4 separate regions of the Homo sapiens genome follow, and regions 1, 2 and 4 are each linked to region 3. A link is a loop called in an ENCODE intact Hi-C map of the cell type or tissue named here. Cell type or tissue: heart left ventricle. All regions are shown on one strand. Region 1 overlaps PDK3 (pyruvate dehydrogenase kinase 3). Region 2 overlaps SUPT20HL1 (SUPT20H like 1). Region 3 has its middle 54 kb from the start of SUPT20HL2. Region 4 has its middle 12 kb from the start of SUPT20HL1.

Region 1 (5,000 bases), 240 kb after region 3:
GGTTCATGCCATTCTCCTGTCTCAACCTCCCAAGTAGCTGGGACTACAGGCGCCCGCCACCATGCCCTGCTAATTTTTGTATTTTTAGTAAAGACGGGGTTTCACTGTGTTAGCCAGGTTGGTCTCGATCTCCTGACCTTGTGATCCGCCTGCCTCGGCCTCTCAAAGTGCTGGGATTACAGGTGTGAGCCACCGCACCTGGCCCAGAATAATCTTTGGCTCCCTGCTATTTATGACTTTCTCCAACTGTCCCCTTTGGAAAGGACGGGATGCCTACCTAGCTTGCTTGCATGTGGCAGGGCGGAGGGCATCACTGGGGCTGGCTGGCTTTGACCTCTTGGCGTTTTGACCCAATGATTTTAACAATATCTAATCCATAGCCTTATATGCCCAGAGACTTTTATTTATTTATTTTATTTATTTTTTTGAGATGGAGTCTTGCTCAGTCGCCCAGGCTGGAATGCAGTGGCACAACCTCGGCTCACTGCAACTTCTGCCTCCTGGGTTCAAGCGATTCTCCTGCCTCAGCCTCCCGAGTAGCTAGGACTACAGGCATGTGCCACCACGCCCAGCTAATTTTTTGTATTTTTAGTAGAGACGGGGTTTCGCCATGTTGGCCAGGCTGGTCTTGAACTCCTGGCCTCAAGTAATCCACTCGCCTCAGCCTCCCGAAGTGCTGGGATTACAGGCGTGAGCTAACACGCCCAGCCCCCAGAGACTTTTAAAAAGTATGTCCATCAATGAACATTCATTAGTATCAAATGCATTGTCCAAAGTTCACATGAAGCTGATGAATCAAGTGGCATTCTCATTGGAGTATTTATATGTGTAACAGTCATTTTTAGTTACTAGAGTGTCCTCATCCTCTATCCAAAGGTGTAGATAATAGGATTAGTGGCAATTAAAGCTTAGAAATAATTAGAATAAAGGGATAATTCTTTCAGGACATGTTAAAACCCCAAATAGAGATCACATATCTCTAATTGGAATATCTGAATCCCCACCAGATCCAACAGATCCTGGCTGGATATAGCTGCTGCACTAATGGGCCTCTCTGGATCTCATTTTTCTGTGTTCTCCAGATTTTAATGTTGGACAGACTGTTTCTTATACTGGCCCTGATTGAGATATGGAGCTATTCTTAATCCAGAAGCTGTTTCTGAGGGTTTAATTGGCCTTCTTTCTCCCCCATTAAGTACTGATGAAATTAATTTAACTCAGAAGGACCCTTCTTCACTTCTAGTTTCTAAGTTCTTGGCAGGCACTTCAGTGTCACACATGTGTTTCTTAAAATGTATAAGTACATTTTTGGTAATCAAACTGTAGACTTGGTATATAAGTTAGGATATGTCTGTTTGTAAGTAGAAAAAATGCAACCGAACCTGGCTCATGTCACTAGAAGGTCCAGCCGTAGGGTGAGCTTTTGGTGTTGGTTTGATTCAGAGATTCATGAAGCTATCGAGGCCCTGCTTTCGATGGTGCTGGCTTCATTTTCAGACTGGATTCCCCCCTGGTGGCAGAATAGCTGCAGCAGTTCCAGGCTTCCAATCCACACAGCACTGCACAAAAGCAGAGCAGGTTGATTTCTCTGCCAAAGTCCTCTAGCGAGTCTTTTCTGTCATTTTACTGGCCTGAATTGAGACAGTATGTCCATTCCTGAGCCATTCCCTGTGTTCAGGGGAATGCACACAGTGATAGGCTTAGACCTAAACTATTGGGCTAATGAATAATTAGTGACAAGAGAAATAGAATTGCCCAGAGAAAAATGGGACCACCCAGGATCTTTGGAGGCACTGGCTTCCCTGATGCACTTAAGCCACATGGGGGATGCGGATGGGATGGAGACCTGAGTGAAATTTTGGAGTGTTCTTAGGAAGAGGGAGAGGAGGGGTGGATGCTGGGCAGGCAACTAACATAGTAACTCTTCTTTTTCTTTTTTTTTTTTCCTTTTAGGTATATGCAGAGTTTTCTTGAACTTTTAGAATATGAAAATAAGAGCCCTGAGGATCCACAGGTCTTGGATAAGTAAGTATGGTACCACTTAGCTGAAAGTAAAAATATCTAGGTAAGAAAGATTTTGGTAAATGTAATTCAAGTCATTAAGACTCAAGGAGTATGAATGTGGACAAAAGCGTTCATTTTCTTAATGAGTAGTGACTCAACATTGAGTTTTTTTTTTTTAATTCGAGCTAAGAATGTAACACAATACAAAAGTAATAATGACACTTTCAGTTTTGCTTTTATGATCTAATACTTAATACCTTTACCCAAGGTGAACTGGGCAGTCACTATAAACACTGCAGTAAATGTTCCATCTAGTGGTAGTTTTAAGAATGCAGTGGCCTTTTTATATACATGAATTTATCTACTCAATCCTTTACAATTAAAAAAAAAATTTCAATAGGATATTACATTTGAGCTCAAAAACTGTAGTGGTTTTATTTTGGAGAGGCATAAAAGTATGTTTTTTTATATAGCAACCTGAATTCTATTGCTCCCTTTATGCACAGACTGGCAAATTATCATGCTGATGAGATTCATTTTTATTTATCCCAGGAACACTAACTCTAGCTGTGAGTATGTTTTCCCCTCCAAGAGAAATTAAATATCCCTTTCACATTAATTTCTTCCTGTTTCATGTATATGTAAGTGGATGCATATGGTAGGCCTGTTGTGCTGAGAAATTTCTAAGTATAAACTAGTCCACATAGTTATGAGACTGAACACCTGACTTAATAGATGTTCCATAAGAAGAACTAGGGAAACACCATGTTATACAAGCAACCTTAGGAGGTATTTAACCCAGTCCTCTCAATCCACAGATAAGGAAACTGAGTTCAGAGATGTGAAGTGACTTGCCCAAGATTGTGACCGTTCATAGCAAAGCTGGACCTATAAGCTATGTTTACGTCTGAGCCATGAGTAGCTAGTTCTAGTCTAGTTGTAAACTAAAATTCAAAGGAAAAACAAAAGCCCTCACCTATTTTATACTTTGTTGGGTGTTTGTCTGATGGATCTGTGAAGTGTGGAAGGCAGGGAAGCATTGGGTTAGAGCCCCAGATGTAGCGTTTTCCTTGATATAAGCCACTGCTGTCATTTAAGCGATTATTAAATGAATTCAATCCAGGAGCTTTGTTTTCTCAAAAGTCATTAGCTGGTAACCGTTTGGCAGAAATCCTAAAACCTAGGGCTGACCACTGTAGCTCCAAATTTTAGAACAAATTTGTAGAAGTATAGTTGGTCCTTTGTACTGGCAGTTTCCACATCCTTGGATTCAACCAGCCACAGATTGAAAAGATATTCAGGAAAAAAAAAAGCAATAAAAAATAACAATGCAACAATAAGAAATAATACAAAATTTTAAAATACAGTCTATCAACTGTTTACATAGCATTTACATTGTATCAGGTATTATAACTAGTCTAGAGATGATTTAAAGTATCCGAGAGGATGTGAGTAGGCTGTATGCACTATTTTAGATAAGGGACTTGAGCATCTGAGGATTTGGGTATCTGCGGGGATCCTGGAACCAGTCCCCTGCGGATACTGAGAGACGACTATACACGATGTTAAATTTCTGCTGTGTTTTTCCCGGAGTCCCGTCTCAGTTTCTGGAACAGGTTATCCGATGTGATTTATGGCCACGAGCCTGCTTTGCAAACTGTCAGTGCTGAATCCAGTGTGTGCTTGACGATAGCAATAATAGCTGAGCTCTCACTCCGTGAGTTTTGTAGCTTGCCTAGGTTCATGTGGTTAGTTATGATAGTTGGCATTTGAGAAGGCTGATGTTCTTGGTGAAGGAAGGAGTGAAAGGTGAGCGAGTATCATGGTAGCAGCCTTTTCTGTTTACCAAGAGGTTGTATGGGATCACCAGCAGGGAAATCATTTTAGTAAAGCAAAAGTAGCTTAGAGGACAAGCTTGTTGATCATTTATGATAGAGTTTAGAAGAGCCCGGAAGATTGGAGGAGAATTCTGAGCATTGAGCCATTGAGGTAAGTCTCCCCACTTCAGATAAGTTGAGGCACTTCTCTACTATAATGAATCGTTTCACTTTAGTAATATTTAACTTACAAATACATTGCAACGAGTATTACATAAAGGACAAATTGTCTATTATAAAATTTTTTGTGAATGACGATGGCCTAATTTCAGAGTTTTACATCTTTATTGTCATTGTACGTATGTATTTGTTACAGAAATATTTCGTCAAATATTTCATCAAATATTTCAGAAAAATAAGACTATTGAGATAAGTAAAAAGAAAGTCACCCCAAATTTCTACTACCAGGGGACAACCACTATTACTATTTTCCTTTCTTCCGTGCTTTTCCCTAGGCATGCATATATTTATATGCGTAAAATATTTTTACAAACATAACAAGTGTCAACATTATAGATCTACACCATTATTAATAGTTTCATAATATTCATGTTAATAGTCCATCTTCAGATAGTTCATGCAATTTGATCTTCTATCACTGGATTTTAGACTGGTTTGTAGTTTTCATGCTACTATAAACAATGCTTTAAAGAACAGCTTTTAAATACATCTGTTGGCCGGGCATGGTGGCCGACGCCTGTAATCCCAGCACTTTGGGAGGCCAAGGCGGGCGGATCACCTGAGGCCAGGAGTTCGAGACCAGCCTGGGCAACATGGTGAAACCCTGTCTCTACTAAAAATATGAAAATTAGCCAGGCGTGGTGGTGGGCACCTGTAATCCCAGGTACTTTGGGAGGCTGCAGGAGAATTGCCTAAACGCGGGAGGCAGAGGTTGCAGTGAGTCAAGATTGTGCCACTGCACTCTAGCCTGGGCAACAGAGCAAGACTCTGTCTCATAAATAAATAAACAAACAAACAAACAGCTGTTCACCTTTTCCAGTTATTTTCCTAGGATCAATTCCTCCAAGTGGAATTATTTTCTTTGGGCTTTTGCTGTATGTTGCTGATTGTCCTGAGAAGTGCCTCAGTTAAGCCCCAAACTCTAGCTGATGCTGATAC
Region 2 (5,000 bases), 100 kb after region 3:
CCAGGAGGCTAGAGATGCAGGAGCCCCAGAACCTGCGGTGCAGCGAGTGCACATGCGCATAGACGGGGCCCAGGAGCTGACCCTGGCCCTCCCGTTCGCTTCCGGTGTAGCATGCAGAGACGTGAAGCCCGGGCCACGACGACGACCCCTCAGGTACCGATGTTTTCAGAAACCCTCAAACAGATTGGGTAGCGCTTCCCTGGGGGCAGGTTTCTGGGCAGGTGCCCAGACGCGCCTAGAAGCTGACCCCGGCCCTCCCGCTCACTTCCGTTCCAGGCCGCAGAGACGCGAAGTCCGGCCACGACGACGACCCCTCAGGTACCCATGTTTTCAGAAACCCTCAAACAGATTGGGTAGCGCTTCCCTGGGGGCGGGTTTCTGGGCAGATGCCCACGTTGAACTCAGTGTGGACTTGTGGCATCTTGCGGGCCTGTAGATTAATATGACAGCCGTGATTCCACCCTGCTTCACCAACGCACATGCGTTTTCTCTCCTCTTAGGGGCCCTGTTTTCTGTTACAATGGATCGAGATTTAGAACAGGCTCTGGATCGCGCAGAGAATATCATTGAAATTGCCCAACAGAGACCTCCTAGAAGGAGATACTCACCTAGGGCGGGAAAAACTCTGCAGGAAAAACTTTATGACATTTATGTTGAAGAATGTGGAAAAGAGCCTGAGGATCCTCAGGAATTGAGAAGCAATGTAAACTTGTTAGAAAAGCTTGTTAGGAGAGAGTCCTTGCCATGTTTACTGGTCAATCTATACCCAGGCAATCAGGGGTATTCTGTGATGCTCCAGAGAGAAGATGGGTCCTTTGCAGAGACCATTCGGCTGCCTTATGAAGAAAGGGCATTGCTGGACTACTTGGATGCAGAAGAATTACCCCCTGCTTTGGGTGATGTCCTGGATAAAGCTTCGGTTAACATTTTTCATAGTGGGTGTGTCATAGTAGAAGTTCGTGACTACAGGCAGTCCAGTAATATGCAACCTCCTGGTTACCAAAGCAGGCATATTCTTCTACGTCCAACGATGCAGACTTTAGCCCATGATGTGAAGATGATGACAAGAGATGGCCAGAAATGGAGCCAGGAAGACAAGCTTCAGCTTGAGAGCCAGCTGATCTTAGCGACAGCTGAACCACTGTGTCTTGATCCTTCTGTAGCAGTTGCCTGCACTGCAAACAGGCTGCTGTACAACAAGCAAAAGATGAATACCGACCCGATGAAACGGTGCCTCCAGAGGTATTCGTGGCCCTCTGTAAAGCCACAGCAGGAGCAGTCTGACTGTCCACCTCCTCCTGAGCTGAGAGTGTCGACTTCTGGCCAAAAAGAAGAAAGAAAAGTAGGTCAGCCTTGTGAGCTGAACATTGCTAAAGCAGGAAGTTGTGTAGACACGTGGAAAGGCAGACCCTGTGATTTGGCCGTGCCTTCAGAAGTGGATGTGGAGAAACTTGCTAAAGGGTATCAGTCCGTCACAGCTGCTGACCCACAGCTCCCAGTCTGGCCAGCCCAGGAGGTAGAAGACCCTTTTGGATTTGCGTTGGAAGCTGGCTGTCAGGCCTGGGACACCAAGCCAAGCATCATGCAGTCGTTTAATGATCCGCTTCTCTGTGGTAAAATACGGCCACGTAAAAAAGCCAGGCAGAAGAGCCAGAAGTCTCCCTGGCAGCCCTTCCCAGATGACCATTCAGCTTGTCTCAGGCCTGGGTCAGAGACTGATGCTGGGAGGGCAGTGAGTCAGGCCCAGGAATCGGTGCAGAGCAAAGTCAAAGGTCCAGGCAAGATGTCACACAGCTCCAGTGGCCCAGCCAGTGTCAGTCAGCTCTCTTCATGGAAAACACCAGAACAGCCTGATCCTGTGTGGGTCCAGTCTTCAGTATCGGGGAAGGGAGAGAAACATCCACCTCCCCGCACCCAACTTCCCTCAAGCTCAGGAAAGATTTCCTCAGGTAACAGTTTTCCCCCACAACAGGCAGGCAGCCCTCTTAAGCGTCCATTTTCTGCTGCTGCTGCTATTGCTGCTGCTGCTGCTGCTGCTGCTGCTGCTGCTGCTGCTGCTGCTGCTGCTGCTCCTGCTCCTGCTCTAGCTGCTGCTGCTGCTCCTGCTCTAGCTGCTGCTGCTGCTCCTGCTCTAGCTGCTGCTGCTGCTCCTGCTCCTGCTCCTGCCGCTGCTCCTGCTGTAGCTGCTGCTCCTGCTGCTGCTGCTTCTGCGGCACCAAGTCATTCTCAGAAGCCCTCTGTGCCTCTCATTCAAGCTAGCAGGCCCTGTCCAGCTGCCCAGCCCCCCACCAAATTCATAAAAATAGCGCCAGCCATTCAGTTGAGGACAGGCTCCACTGGCCTAAAGGCCATCAATGTGGAGGGCCCAGTCCAGGGAGCCCAGGCTTTGGGGAGCAGTTTCAAGCCTGTGCAGGCCCCTGGCTCGGGTGCCCCCGCTCCTGCAGGAATCAGTGGCAGTGACCTTCAGTCCTCAGGAGGTCCACTACCAGATGCAAGGCCCGGTGCAGTGCAGGCATCTTCTCCAGCACCCCTTCAGTTTTTCCTAAATACTCCGGAAGGTCTCAGGCCTCTGACACTCCTCCAGGTTCCGCAGGGCTCGGCGGTTCTGACCGGCCCGCAGCAGCAGTCCCATCAGCTGGTTTCCCTGCAGCAGCTCCAGCAGCCCACAGCTGCTCATCCTCCTCAGCCAGGGCCACAGGGTTCCGCACTAGGTTTGAGCACGCAAGGGCAGGCCTTCCCTGCTCAGCAACTTCTTAAGGTGAACCCCACTAGAGCCAGAAGTGGTCTGCAGCCCCAGCCCCAGCCTGCTGTGTTGAGTCTGCTTGGCTCTGCCCAGGTTCCTCAGCAGGGTGTCCAGCTCCCCTCTGTCTTGAGGCAGCAGCAGCCACAGCCACAGCCGCCGAAGCTGCAACTGCAACCGCAGTGGCAGCCAAAGCCACGGCAGGAGCAGCCACAGTCGCAGCAGCAGCAGCCGCAGCATATCCAGCTCCAGACTCAGCAGTTGAGAGTCTTGCAGCAGCCGCAGCATATCCAGCTCCAGACTCAGCAGTTGAGAGTCCTGCAGCAGCCAGTGTTTTTGGCAACAGGCGCTGTTCAGATAGTGCAGCCACATCCAGGTGTGCAAGTAGGGAGCCAGTTGGTAGATCAGAGGAAGGAAGGCAAGCCAACCCCTCCAGCGCCCTGAGGCTTGTGGTAGTTTGTCTCTCTTTTAAAAGCACAGGAGCATTGACTCAAATGATTTCCCAGTTTTTACTTGAGTTTTGTTTTTTTTTTCATGTTTCGGTATTTTACATTTTAAAGTACACAGTTTACACAGAAGCACAATCCACTGATTTTTCTTTAGAAACGGAAGTGATTTCCTAAAGGAGCGTTGTTTTGCTTAAGTTACTCTTTTTGTTGTCATTGCTGCTGTCGATATAATTATTTTTAATATAGTGTTTTAAAGTGTCCAAATCCCAACCAGTTTGAGTCTAAACTCGTGAAACGTATAATTTCTCTAAAGCCGTAAAATGGCAATACCAACAATATTAAGTTAATATTTTAACAAGATTTTAATTTTAAGTTAATATTTTAACAAGAAGAGTGGGATTAAATTTATTTTAATGGTGGTAAAAACATATAATCTAAAATGGACCACCTTCACTATTTTAAGTGCCCAGTGCAATAGTATTAAGTCCATCCCCACGGTTGTGCCGCAGATCTCGAGACCATCTTGCAACACTGAAACTCATGCCCATTGAACAGCAGCTCCCCATTCTCCCTTGCCCAGTCCCTGGCAGCCATTGTTCTACTTTCTTTCTCTATGAGTTGACTACCCTGGCCACTTCATGGAAGTGGAATCATATGGCATTTGTCATTTGATGAGTGTCTTATCTCACTTGGCATAATGTCCTCATGATCTATCCCTGCTGTCTCATGTGACATAAAGGTCATTGCTTTTTAAAAATGGTTTCCCTGTACATAATATATATGAAAGTGACTTATGAATTCTGAGAAACCTCTTTCAGAAGAATTCTGAAAGAGTGTAATCGTATTTAGATTAATAGGTTTATGTACAATATATGGAATGGAATTATTACACATTCATTTTGAAAAATGAAATGAAAAAGTACAATACAGTGATCCTTGTCACACTGCGATTGAATACATGGAAGACCTCTAAAGCTGTGGAATGGAATTAGTGGCAGATTTGCTTGTGACAGTCCCCTGCCCTTTCAAAGGCCCTGTCTGCACCTAGTGCTCCACAGAGCAAGGCTTTCTCACTGGCTTTGAAAAGGCTCTTTTTGGATGTTTTGTGTGCTCTCTTTATAAAATCATTTACATTTTTTGTAGGTTGTTTGCAAGAAACATTTAGTGAAACATTTGAAAATCCATTTTATTGGTTTGCTTTTCAAATATCTGTAGCCTTGTTTCTTAAGTAGAACCCCCGTCTTTTTCTTTGTCTTTTTCTCTTTGTTGATGCATCATCATCAGTTGTTCATCTGTTTCTGCTCCCTCATTTTTTCCCTTGTTCCAGTGAGACTCAAAGAACCATGAACTTTTGTGCCCCTTTGTCTTCCCTTTCTTTTTTCTTTTTTAACAACTAAGGGGTAATCACAGAACAACCAACCATTGTAAAGTACAATTGTAAAGTGGCATTTAGTACATTCATGATGTTGTACAACTACCCCTTCTGTTTCCAAAACATTTTCATCACCCACCAAGCAATCTCTGTACCCATTAAGCACTAGCGTGACATCTTCACACTCCCAGCCTCTGGCAACCACCAATTTGCTTTCTGTTTCTATGGATTTACCTAAATATCTCCTGTAAATGTAGTCATACAGTATGTGATCTTTTGTGTCTGGCCTCTTTCACTCGGCATAATGTTTTTGAAGTTCATCTATGTTGTAAAATGTATTGCTAATTCATTCCTATCTGTGGTTCAATAACATTCCATTGTTTGTATGTAGCAGATTTTGTACATTCATCCGATGATAGACAGTTGGTTTTTGTCTGCC
Region 3 (5,000 bases):
GGCATTACCTAGTTTTTTGAGACACCCCTTTGGAGCCCAGAGCTTCCATACAAGTAGTTAAACCTGACGTCACTATGCTATGACAAAGCCCAAACAAGCTCATACAGAGAGATCATGGGAAGAGCCCTTGAGGCTACATGAGAAGAAAAAGATTTCCAGCCAGCCCCCCGCTGCTGCAATCCCCCACTGGTCCAGCTCTAACTACCATTTGACTACAACTGCATGAATCACACTAAGCCAGACCCTCCCAGCTAATACAGTCCTCAATACTTGAATGTTGCTTTAAGCCAGTAATTCTCAACTGGGGGAGATTTTGCACCGCGCTGCACCCCGCCCCGGGATGTGTGGCAATGCCTGGAGATATTGTCATAACTTGGAGGTGGGTGCATGGTGGTACTTGCTTCCAGTGGGTGGAGACCAGGGGTGCTGCTAAACATCCTGCAGGGACACAGGACAGCCTCCAGGACAAAGAATTATCTGGTCCCAAATGCCAACTGTGCTGAGATCGAGAAACCCTACTTAAACTACATAATCCACTAAGTTTTAGGTTGATTTGTAATGTAGCAAAAGTACTAGAACAATCATGCAGGCAGAGAGGGAGTTTATTTTTATTTATTTTTGAGACAGAGTTTTGCTCTTGTCACCCAGGCTGGAGTGCAGTGGCACGATCTCGGCTCACTGCAACCTCCGCCTCCTGGGTTCAAGCGATTCTCCCGCCTCAGCCTCCCAAGTAGCTGAGATTACAGGCACCTGTTACCACACCCGGCTAATTTTTGTATTTTTAGTAGAGACAGGGTTTCACCATGCTGGCCAGGCTGGTCTCAAATTCCTGACCTCAGATGATCCGCCCACCTTGGCCTCCCAAAGTGCTGGGATTATAGGCATGAGCCACTGCGCCTGGCCCAAGAGGGAGTTTATTAAAGAAGATTAGTTCACGGGCTAGGCGCGGTGGCTCACACCTGTAAGCCCAGCACTTTGGGAGGCTGAGGTGGGCAGATCACCTGAGGTCAGGAGTTTGAGACCAGCCTGGCCAACATGGTGGAACCCCATCTGTACTAAAAATACAAAAAATTAGCCAGACGTGGTTGCGGGTGCCTGTAGTCCCAGCTACTCGGGAGGCTGAGGCAGGAGAATCGCTTGGACCCAGGAGGCGGAGGTTGCAGTGAGCCGAGTTCGTGCCACTGAGTTCCAGCCTGGGCAACAGAATGAGAATCTGTCTCAAACAAACAAACAAAGAAAATTAGTTCACAGATCTCTGAGAGGGCCGGAGTGTTGGACTTAAATGTTACTCAGCCTGGAGTACTGCTCAAACCGCATCACTGGCTGTCCAGTGAAGACCACTGGATGTGGACCCACAGCTTGCACCTGTGATACTGAGAACTGGATTCCAGAACCTCTGGATTCTGGATGCCGTTGCCACCCTCACCAGAAAGTAGGTTCCATGTGTTTCCTGCTTCTTCACATTGCTCACTTTGTAATCAGTCCGATTTTGAGATGGCTGATGGATGAGCCCTGGGTCGTGTGTGAACTGTCTGCAAAGGAAGCCGAGAAAGCAAGTTTTCTGGCTTCTACCAAGGAGGCAGGACTAACAAAGCTTCCAAAGATGCTGGGAAGCCAGGAACCTTGGCAAGATTCCTTGGCACTATGTTGTGATAAGGTTGTTGCAAACACCTTTGGGTTATTTCTAGTTTTTTTTTTTAACTTATTTAAAATAATGCTGTCTGTTATTATACATTTTGGGCTAGAGATTTTACTTTAGGGATTATAATCCCAAAGAAACAACTACCCAGCTATAGTAACATGGTACTTATTACCTTATTGATAGTAACTACTGAAAACCAGAAAGAGCTCAAGCATATAAAACCGTGGAACAACAGACTAATTTGTGATCTAACAAACGTCTAAGATTTCCACAGATGGTATGAATTCCAAATATCAGGTCACATTGTCTTCACCTGTTTATGCTTGGCCAGACCATGCATCCAGTTTACTTTGAAATGTGTGGTCACTGTGACTACGTAATTTTATCCTGATGGAATATTATAACAAAAATACTAACTCTATGTTTTACTAGGTGAATACATGGAAAGCAGGTACAAAATGTTTTATGAAAGAAACAGAAGAGTCTAAATACACTCATTGTGACCATGGAAAATTAGTGTTTGCATAATGCAAAGGGTTTGCTTTTGGTTTGTAAAGTTATTTAATATTGAAAAAGGAAATTCCCTTTTGTTTTTCCTAATGTTTGTATTAACCTCAGAGCTTCTGAAGAGCTTGCCCAATAGGTGGCAGTACTGGATAAGAACAGACAGAAACTGCTGCAGGCTGCCTTCAAGCGCTGTTTCTCAAACTTTGGTGTACATACCAATGATCATGTTAAAACACAGCTTGTTGGGCCTCACTGCACTCGGAGTTTCTGAGTTACTAGATGTCTTAGTCTCGTAGTGCTGCTATAACCAAATACCTGAGACTCAGTTATTTATAACAAAATACCTGAGGCTGAGTTATTTATAAAGAACAGAAATGTTGCCTCACAGTTCTGGAGGCTGGGAAGTCCAAGATCAAGGAAGTCCAAGATCACCGACAGGTTTAGTGTCCGGTGAGGGCCTGCTCCATGGATGGTGTCTTCTCCTAGCATCACCCTCACATAGTAGAGGGCAGAGGGGCAAAAAAAGCCTAAGCCGTTCCCTGCAGCCCTTTTATATGGCACGGATCCATTCATGACAGCAGAGCCCTCGTGGCTTAACGCCTCTGAAAGGCCCCATCTCTTAATACCACCACCATGGGGATACCCTTTCCACATGAATTTTGGAGGGGATGCCTTCAAACCATAGCAGCAGGTTTGGGGTGGGGCCCGATAATGTGCGTTTCTAACAATTTCCCAGGTGAAACTGATGCTGCTGGTTGGGGATCACACTTGAGAACCACAGTCTTCTCGCACTGGGAGCTTGTTAAAGTGCAGAAGATCATCCTTCTCTCCTTCCTTATAGCATCCCCCTGCCACCCACTCCATTGCCATGTGTTAATGGAAGAGCTGGGCCACTTTTCCCTTGAAATACTTTCATTTTCCCGTTGAAATACTTTATTCCTTGGCTCCCACAATATCCCACTCACCTCTTTTGCCTTCTCTCTTTCATTTTTTTTTACTATTTTTAAAGAGATGGGGTCTGGCTATGTTGCCCAGGCTGGAGTATAATGGCTATTCACAGGCATAATCATCACAGCACACCCTGTGTTAATGGGGAAGCTGGGGCAGCCACTTGGAGGTGGGGGGCCCTGCAAACAAATGTTTCTTCCTGGCCTACTTGACCTTCTACATCCCATCTTCCATTTGAAGGGAGTAAACAGGCACAATGGAGGGAATGCCCTTTATCTATCGCTTCCTGGAGGCACTGACAGACCTCACAGTGGGGTCTAACTTGGGCCCCCATTACTGGTATCTCTGGCCCCCTACCTGGTATGCCCTTTGTCCACTTTGGGGTACTTCCTGTCTTGCTGCGGGCATCCTGGCGTCCTTGGCACTCCTCTCTTCCCTCCCTTCTGCCAACACTGATCTTACAATGTACTTCGGACTTTGCTTTAACTCCCTCCTGGGCTTGGTATGTCTTGTGCTCTAACTACTGAAGAGCTTGCTTTCGATGCATAGAAATCCAAGCAAAATTTAGCACTGGATATTTTAACTCTCTCCTCAAACTTTCAACCTCTCCTCCTCTATTTTCACTCTCTCAGCTGAGCTTGACTTTGCTTCCTACTTCACTGAGGAAATGGAAATTATTAGAAGAGCATGTGCACAAGTTCCCAGCACAGCAGCTTCCCTTCCCCCTGCATCTGAACCCGTGATACTCCACTTCCTCTCCAATAAGACGAATGACTTATGTTCCTAGCCAACCGCAGCCTCTCCACTGAGTGCTAGATTCTATCCCCTCTCAAGAACAGGCTGTGGCAATTCTTTCCTCTCTACCACATCACCAGTTTTCTCCTATTTACCGCATCACTCCCATCAGCACACGTGCTACTATTTCTTTGATATTAATTAATAAGAGTTGCTTCTGGGCCAGGCCCTGTGGCTGATGCCTGTAATCCCAGTGACTCAGGAGACTGAGATAAGAAGATTGCTTGAGGCCAGGAGCTGGAGACCACCAGCCTGAGCAACACAGTGACACCCTGTCTCTAGAAAAAAAATAAAAATGTACCTGGGTATAGTGGTGTGTGAGCCTGTAGTCCTAGCTGCTCGGGAGGCTGAGGTGGGAGGATTGCCTGAGCCCAGGAGTTCAAGGCTGCAGTGAGCTATGATTGTGCCACTGCACTCCAGCCCGTATGTGCTCTGCTCAATACTCCAGCCTTTAAAAAAAAAAAAAAAAAAAAAAAAGCCCAGGCACGGTGGCTCACGCCTGTAATCCCAGCACTTTGGGGGGCCAAGGCGGGTGGATCACGAGGTCACGAGTTTGAGACCAGCCTGACCAACATGGCGAAACCCCATCTCTACTAACAATACAGAAATTAGCCGGGTGTGGTGGCAGGCGCCTGTAATCTCAGCTACTCAGGAGGCTGAGGTGGGAGAATAGCTTGAACCCAGGAGGCGGAGGTTGCAGTGAGCCGAGATTGTGCCATTGCACTCCAGCCTGGGTGAGAGAGAGAGAGAAACTCCATCTCAAAAAAAAAAAAAAAAAAAAAAAAGTTGCTTCTGTTTATTGTCTCTAATTTCTCTGCTTCTATTCTCCCATGAACCTACCCAATCAGACCTCATCTCTCTACCAAACTGCAACTGCCCTAGTCACAAAAGCTCTCCAACATTTGCAAAGTCCAATGGTCACTTCTCAGTCCTTAGTGGCAGCATTTGACATGTTGATCACTTTCCCCTTGAAATACTTTACTCCTTGGCTCCCACAATACCCTACTCACTTCTTTTGCCTTCTTTTATTATTTTAAAGAGACAGGGTCTCGCTATGTTGCCCAGGCTGGAGTACAATGGCTATTCACAGGCTCAAGCATCACAGCAC
Region 4 (5,000 bases), 110 kb after region 3:
TTGCCCTTCTGTCTTCCCTGCTTTACTCCCATAGCAGGCAGCAAAGGGTGTGCGAGTTAATTGTTAAATTCAGTTCAACAAGTTCCTCATTAGGGACAAATTACCTGAGTTTGAAATCTGCTAATTTTCCAATCAGAGTGAGTGTTTGCACTTATGATTTGGAAATAATTACCATATGGTAAAAGCAAAACCTATTTGGGGATTAAAGTAAAGGTGAGGGAGGACAGGAGCTTATTTTGGCAACTTCCCTGGAAACCCACGTTAGCATTTGCAGATTAGTGGAGGTGCCTCTGCAGTTGGGGTGGGAAAGCTCACCTGTAGCACTGTTTTGCAAAGGCTGTTTACTTCATGTGCTAATACCCCTGAAAGGTGACTGTGGCCTTTGAAGGGAGAGCAGTGTGGCTTTTGTAGGCCAGAATTACATCTGGGAAAGAGAAAAGCCTTTTGAATGTAGCTATTTCATCTAAAAATATATCTATACTTTTATTTAAATCTGTCCTCAGTCTGAAGCTTCTGCATGAGTTGGAAATAAAAACATTTCTTTGAGGTAGAAGGGGTGAGTCTAATTGTCCTTTGGGTGATCTCACAATGAATGTAGCAGGGAAAGTTCAACTGAGAGAATTTAAAGAATTATAGGAGAGTAATTGCTGCAGAATACCACTGTGATCCAGAGTGTAGAGATCTAGGTCATTCACCTTCAATAATTTGTCCCAGTCCCAATTACTACATCACTAGTTCTAAAGCTTTAGAAACCCCTTGGTAAAGATTAGTCAAGGTTTCAGGTAATTTACAAGCCAATGCAGAAAAACTTCTGAGATGTTGCTTTTGAAATTTGGAGCCAGGAAAAGCTTTGTCTCTCCTGAGAAGGCATCCTTCCTCCTTTCTGATAACTGTAGTTGTGCAAGTTCTGAGGTTTCTCTTTGTGCCTCAGCTGCCGGGAAACTCAAAACCAAATTTGTAGCTCAAATCGCTGCGTTTACATTTATGGTTGGCACTTCAGCATTCCTCACTTCTTATTTTTTATTTCTACTTTACTAGTTCTTTTTATTTGTCTTTTGTCTTGGGAAACTGGAAACAGCCCCCTCCATGTGTCAACACATCCATCAATAAATAGTAGCTTCTATTCATTTATATATGCTGCCTCTAATCCTTTTAATAACCTAGTCATAATGTCCATTAGGTATGATTATCCTTACTTGCAAGTGAAGAAACAGGCTCAGATAGTCCTTGCCTGAGGCAATAAAGCTATTAAGTGGCACAATTTTTCAGCTCCCTTTCTGTCTGCTTCTGAAGTCTATGCCTTGTGCCTGGGTACATGTAACTGATGCATTGATGAGTCTCAACTCAGTGGTGGACTATACAGGTGAAACCATTTTATTTTTCCCAACCACTGCTTTCAACCATGCAGCACCAAGTCCCTTTTCCCATCCTTTAATGACACCTTGGGTGGACCTCATGACTTGCTGGGCTCTCTTGTTTGGTAAAGCTGACAGTCCCAATTACAATTTCAATATCGTATTCTCTGGTCTGGTGGGTGGGGGAGGACGAGAGAAGGGAGAGAGAAATCTTCCTGCGAAAATGGTCCTTTTGCAGGTGTGATGCTCTGATTTGCTGAGTGAGGTGAAGGGTCTCTGAGCACGGGGCTGGTTCTTTTTTCTGCGGCGACGGTGTTGAACTTCACTTGGATTCTGACTCCTCTGGGGCCTCTTGAAGAGCGGCTCTCTTAGTAAGCCCTGCTGTGCTCCTTCCTGTGGAGCCTTTCCAAATTCAGAAGCTGTGGGCTCACGGGATCAAGGTGGAAGTGATGCTCCCATTTGCTTTCCGGGCACACCGCCCCTCAGTACCTTTTGAACCGCTCACGTTCAGATGTCTCTAGACCACAAGGGGGCACCAGACTCCAGGTTCACATACAACACATCCCTCAAAGAATATGCGTCAAGCTCGCCCACAGTTTCCAAGGCTCCAGGGTGGTCCAGTGTGGGCCTGCGGGTCTGTGCAGCTCCACACGAGCCCAGGCAGTAAAACTGGATGCCAACTTTGCCTTCATGCAGACCTCCGACTCTCCAGGAGCGACCCTCTTAGAGGTCTCCCTTCTACATACAACTCTTGGCTTGGGAGAGCAGGGGAGTCCCAGCACTCCTTTCCTCACCCCTTCCTACTCTGTCCCAAGAAAAGAAAAGCTCCCCCCTCCACCCCAGGAACACTCAACTTCTCTCCCTCCCCTTCCCATCCTCCCGTAGCTACAGAGGCTGGAAAAGAGTGGTTGAAGGGAACGGTCAGAGTCCAAATAGGGCCAGTTCTGCCATCTCTTAGTACTCTCTGAGAACGTGTCTGCTGGCTGGTTGCAGCCCCTCGTTAGGATGTGGGAGCACCTGATGCTTTTTGTTTCCACCTTTGGCAACTCTGGGACAACAGGAAAAGTCCTATCATGCGTGAGCGCCACACACACACGCGCGCGCGCGCGCACACACACACACGCACGCACATACACAAGCACACACACGCACGTGCACACAAGCACGCACACACGCACGCGCGAACACACGCACGAGCACACACACACACAGTGCTTCCCAGCCTTCTCCCATCCTTGCCTATTTAAGATCTCTGGCTTTGCCCTCCCAATTTCCAATGGGAAAGAGCAGAAGGAAAAGCGATGAGGCCTATGGCTGGTGAGACAGGTTTTGGAAGGACTGTTTTGGGTGAGTCTGATAAACTCTAACGAGTTTATTGTAAGACTTGAGAAAGTCAGTGTGAAGCGGGAGGCAGCTTGAGAAACTTTAGCTCTCTACGCCTGTCTTCGCTATGGAGCGCATTCTTTGATATGGAAAAGTGATGCTTCTAAGAACTGTGTAAAGTGTTATGCAAATAGAGCTTCAAAACAAATCCCCTAATGCCCTGCCTTCTTCTAAGCAGGATTACTCTTGGGCTCTAAGCGGCTCCTCTACAGAAATGTTAAACTTCCACTGGAAGTAAGAAGGGGAAGGGGAACGGGGTGATTTTTAACAAGTGATATTTGGAGCTATGCATCTTTTTCATACTCCCTGAGAAGCCAGTTATTTTGAAATGATTGTTTGGCAGTGTTTGGAGAGTGGGAGGTTTGAAGTTGAGATTATGGAGGCTCTTATGGTTATTGATAATGATGAGTTCTACTGTAAAACCATGGTAGTGTGGTTGCCTGTGGTTGATGTCTTAACAGGATCTTTGCAGGAGAGGAGGTCAAGGAGTTGAAGGCCCAGGCTACTGGAAGGATTATCTATGTGGATACCAAAATCATCAAGAATTCATACTGCTGGCATAGTGTTGAAGAGGATGATAATGAGTCAGGCCCTAGAATCTTCAAGGTATGGTGGGGAAGAAGAGGGGTTTGGTTTTAGAGGTCAATTACATCAAGATGACCCTTAATATTGATTGTAGGGAAACTGCTTCAATGTCTTGTGTGTGTGTGTGTGTGTGTGTGTGTGTGTGTGTGTGTGTGACAGAGTCTTTCTCTCTCACCCAGGCTGGAGTGCAGTGGTGCCATCTCGGCTCACTGCAACTTCCGCCTCCTGGGTTCCAGCGATTCTCCTGCCTCAGCCTTCCGAGTAGCTGGGATTACAGGCGCCTGCCACCATGCCTGGCTGATTTTTTGTATTTTTAGTAGAGACGGGGTTTTGCCATGTTGGCCAGGCTGGTCTGGAACTCCTGACCTCATGTGATCTGCCCGCCTTGGCCTCGCAAAGTGCTGGGATTACAGGTGTGACCCACCGTGCCCGGCCTTCAATGTCATTTTTTAAGTATTGAGAGCATGCTTACATGCAAGGCCTTTTGCTAGGTAATGGTGGGGAAGAGTAGGGCACATTCTCTGTCTTCAGTGGGATTAAAGTCTACTCAGAGAGAGAAGGGAAATAAATGATTTTACATCAAGGAGACGATGACAAATATCATTAAAAATAAATCTTACTGGATGGAATTGGGGAAGGCCTCACAAAGGAGGTGACCCTCAGGTGACCTTGGCTTGGATTTTGTTAGGTTTAGATGGGGGCGGGAAGAAGGTGTTCTAAGTAGAGGAATCACACGAGCAAAGGAACAGTGGAGGATGATCAGCGCAGAAGAGGCGCTATCTATAGCATGGTGTACGTGCAGAGCGGAAGTGAAGGAAAGGGCTAAGACAGGCTGGCTCCGTAGCATGGATCTTCTTGGTAATTTAAATGAGACAGATTCTACTGTTTGAATTAGGAAGCCAGGTGGGGCATGGTGGCTCACACCTGTAATCCCATCACTTTGGGAGGCTGAGGTAGGCGGATTGCTTGAGCTCAGGAGTTTGAGACCAGCCTGGGCAACATGATGAAACTCCGTCTCTCTCAAAAAAAAAAAAAAAAAAAAAAAAAATTAGCTAGGCGTGGTGGTGCGTGCCTGTAGTCCGAGCTACTCGGGAGGCTGAGGTGGGAGAATTGCTTGCCCAAGGAGGCTGCAGTGAGCCATGATTGCACCACTGCACTCAAGCCTGGGTGACAGAGTGAGACCCTGAGACCCTGTTGCAAAAAAAAAGAAAAAAGAAAAAGAATAAGAATAAGGAAGCCAACAGAATCACAGGATTGAAAATGCCTAAAGGGAGAAAAAGAAATTCTAAAGCTCTTCTTCCACTTAACAAAGGCTTCTAACCGAAATATTTGTTACCTTGTGGAAAACAGAATTGACAATTTCCGTATTATTATTACCAGGGCAACACATTATTTAATAAGATGACCAACCAGAGTTGCAGACTTTTAGGTGTTATAGGTGCCATTTCACAGGACATAGCAACACACTCTGATATCCAGGTAACTTAAGAGATACATTTCTTTAGAAATAACACTTCCAAGGACAGTTTTATAGTAACAAAACAGACTAGGATTATGGTCTTTCATCCAAGCCTCCACGCTGGCAAGGAGAGTGGGATAGATACTTGCATGAATGTTCCCCATTAGAATTTTATGACATGGGACTGGCTCTGTGTCACATAATAGTGTCTGCTTCTC

What was found. A loop is a pair of places that touch in the nucleus more often than their neighbours do. Peaks named below come from ENCODE experiments on the same cell type or tissue, not always from the same donor. Only the 100,000 strongest peaks of a DNase experiment are listed, where the experiment ranks them.
Region 1: it touches region 3 in a loop (5-fold over the local background); 24 of 110 quality-filtered maps call a loop at or near these places.
Region 2: a loop joins it to region 3, with 2.6 times the contacts of the local background. A loop is called at or near these places in 18 of 110 quality-filtered maps.
Region 4: it touches region 3 in a loop (2.1-fold over the local background); 19 of 110 quality-filtered maps call a loop at or near these places.

What each region holds. Positions count from the first base shown.
Region 1 is chrX:24,496,876-24,501,875 of GRCh38, forward strand. PDK3 (pyruvate dehydrogenase kinase 3) reads left to right here. Exons shown (of 11, transcript NM_005391.5): 3 at 1,954-2,025. Among named protein-coding and RNA genes, the nearest start is that of PDK3, 34 kb to the left of the region's middle. In heart left ventricle, CTCF peaks have their summits at 1,520 (motif pointing left) and 2,319 (motif pointing left); no DNase peak of the experiment used is centred here.
Region 2 is chrX:24,362,241-24,367,240 of GRCh38, forward strand. SUPT20HL1 (SUPT20H like 1) reads left to right here. Exons shown (of 1, transcript NM_001136234.3): 1 at 1-5,000. The coding sequence starts at 521. The coding sequence ends at 3,184. Among named protein-coding and RNA genes, the nearest start is that of SUPT20HL1, 4.1 kb to the left of the region's middle. RefSeq lists an enhancer at 2,362-3,102. In heart left ventricle, no CTCF peak of the experiment used is centred here; no DNase peak of the experiment used is centred here; H3K4me3 peaks cover 707 bases.
Region 3 is chrX:24,257,472-24,262,471 of GRCh38, forward strand. No RefSeq gene overlaps it. Among named protein-coding and RNA genes, the nearest start is that of SUPT20HL2, 54 kb to the right of the region's middle. In heart left ventricle, a CTCF peak has its summit at 2,279 (motif pointing right); no DNase peak of the experiment used is centred here; H3K27ac peaks cover 281 bases.
Region 4 is chrX:24,369,692-24,374,691 of GRCh38, forward strand. No RefSeq gene overlaps it. Among named protein-coding and RNA genes, the nearest start is that of SUPT20HL1, 12 kb to the left of the region's middle. RefSeq lists an enhancer at 1,815-2,590. In heart left ventricle, a CTCF peak has its summit at 1,877 (motif pointing right); no DNase peak of the experiment used is centred here.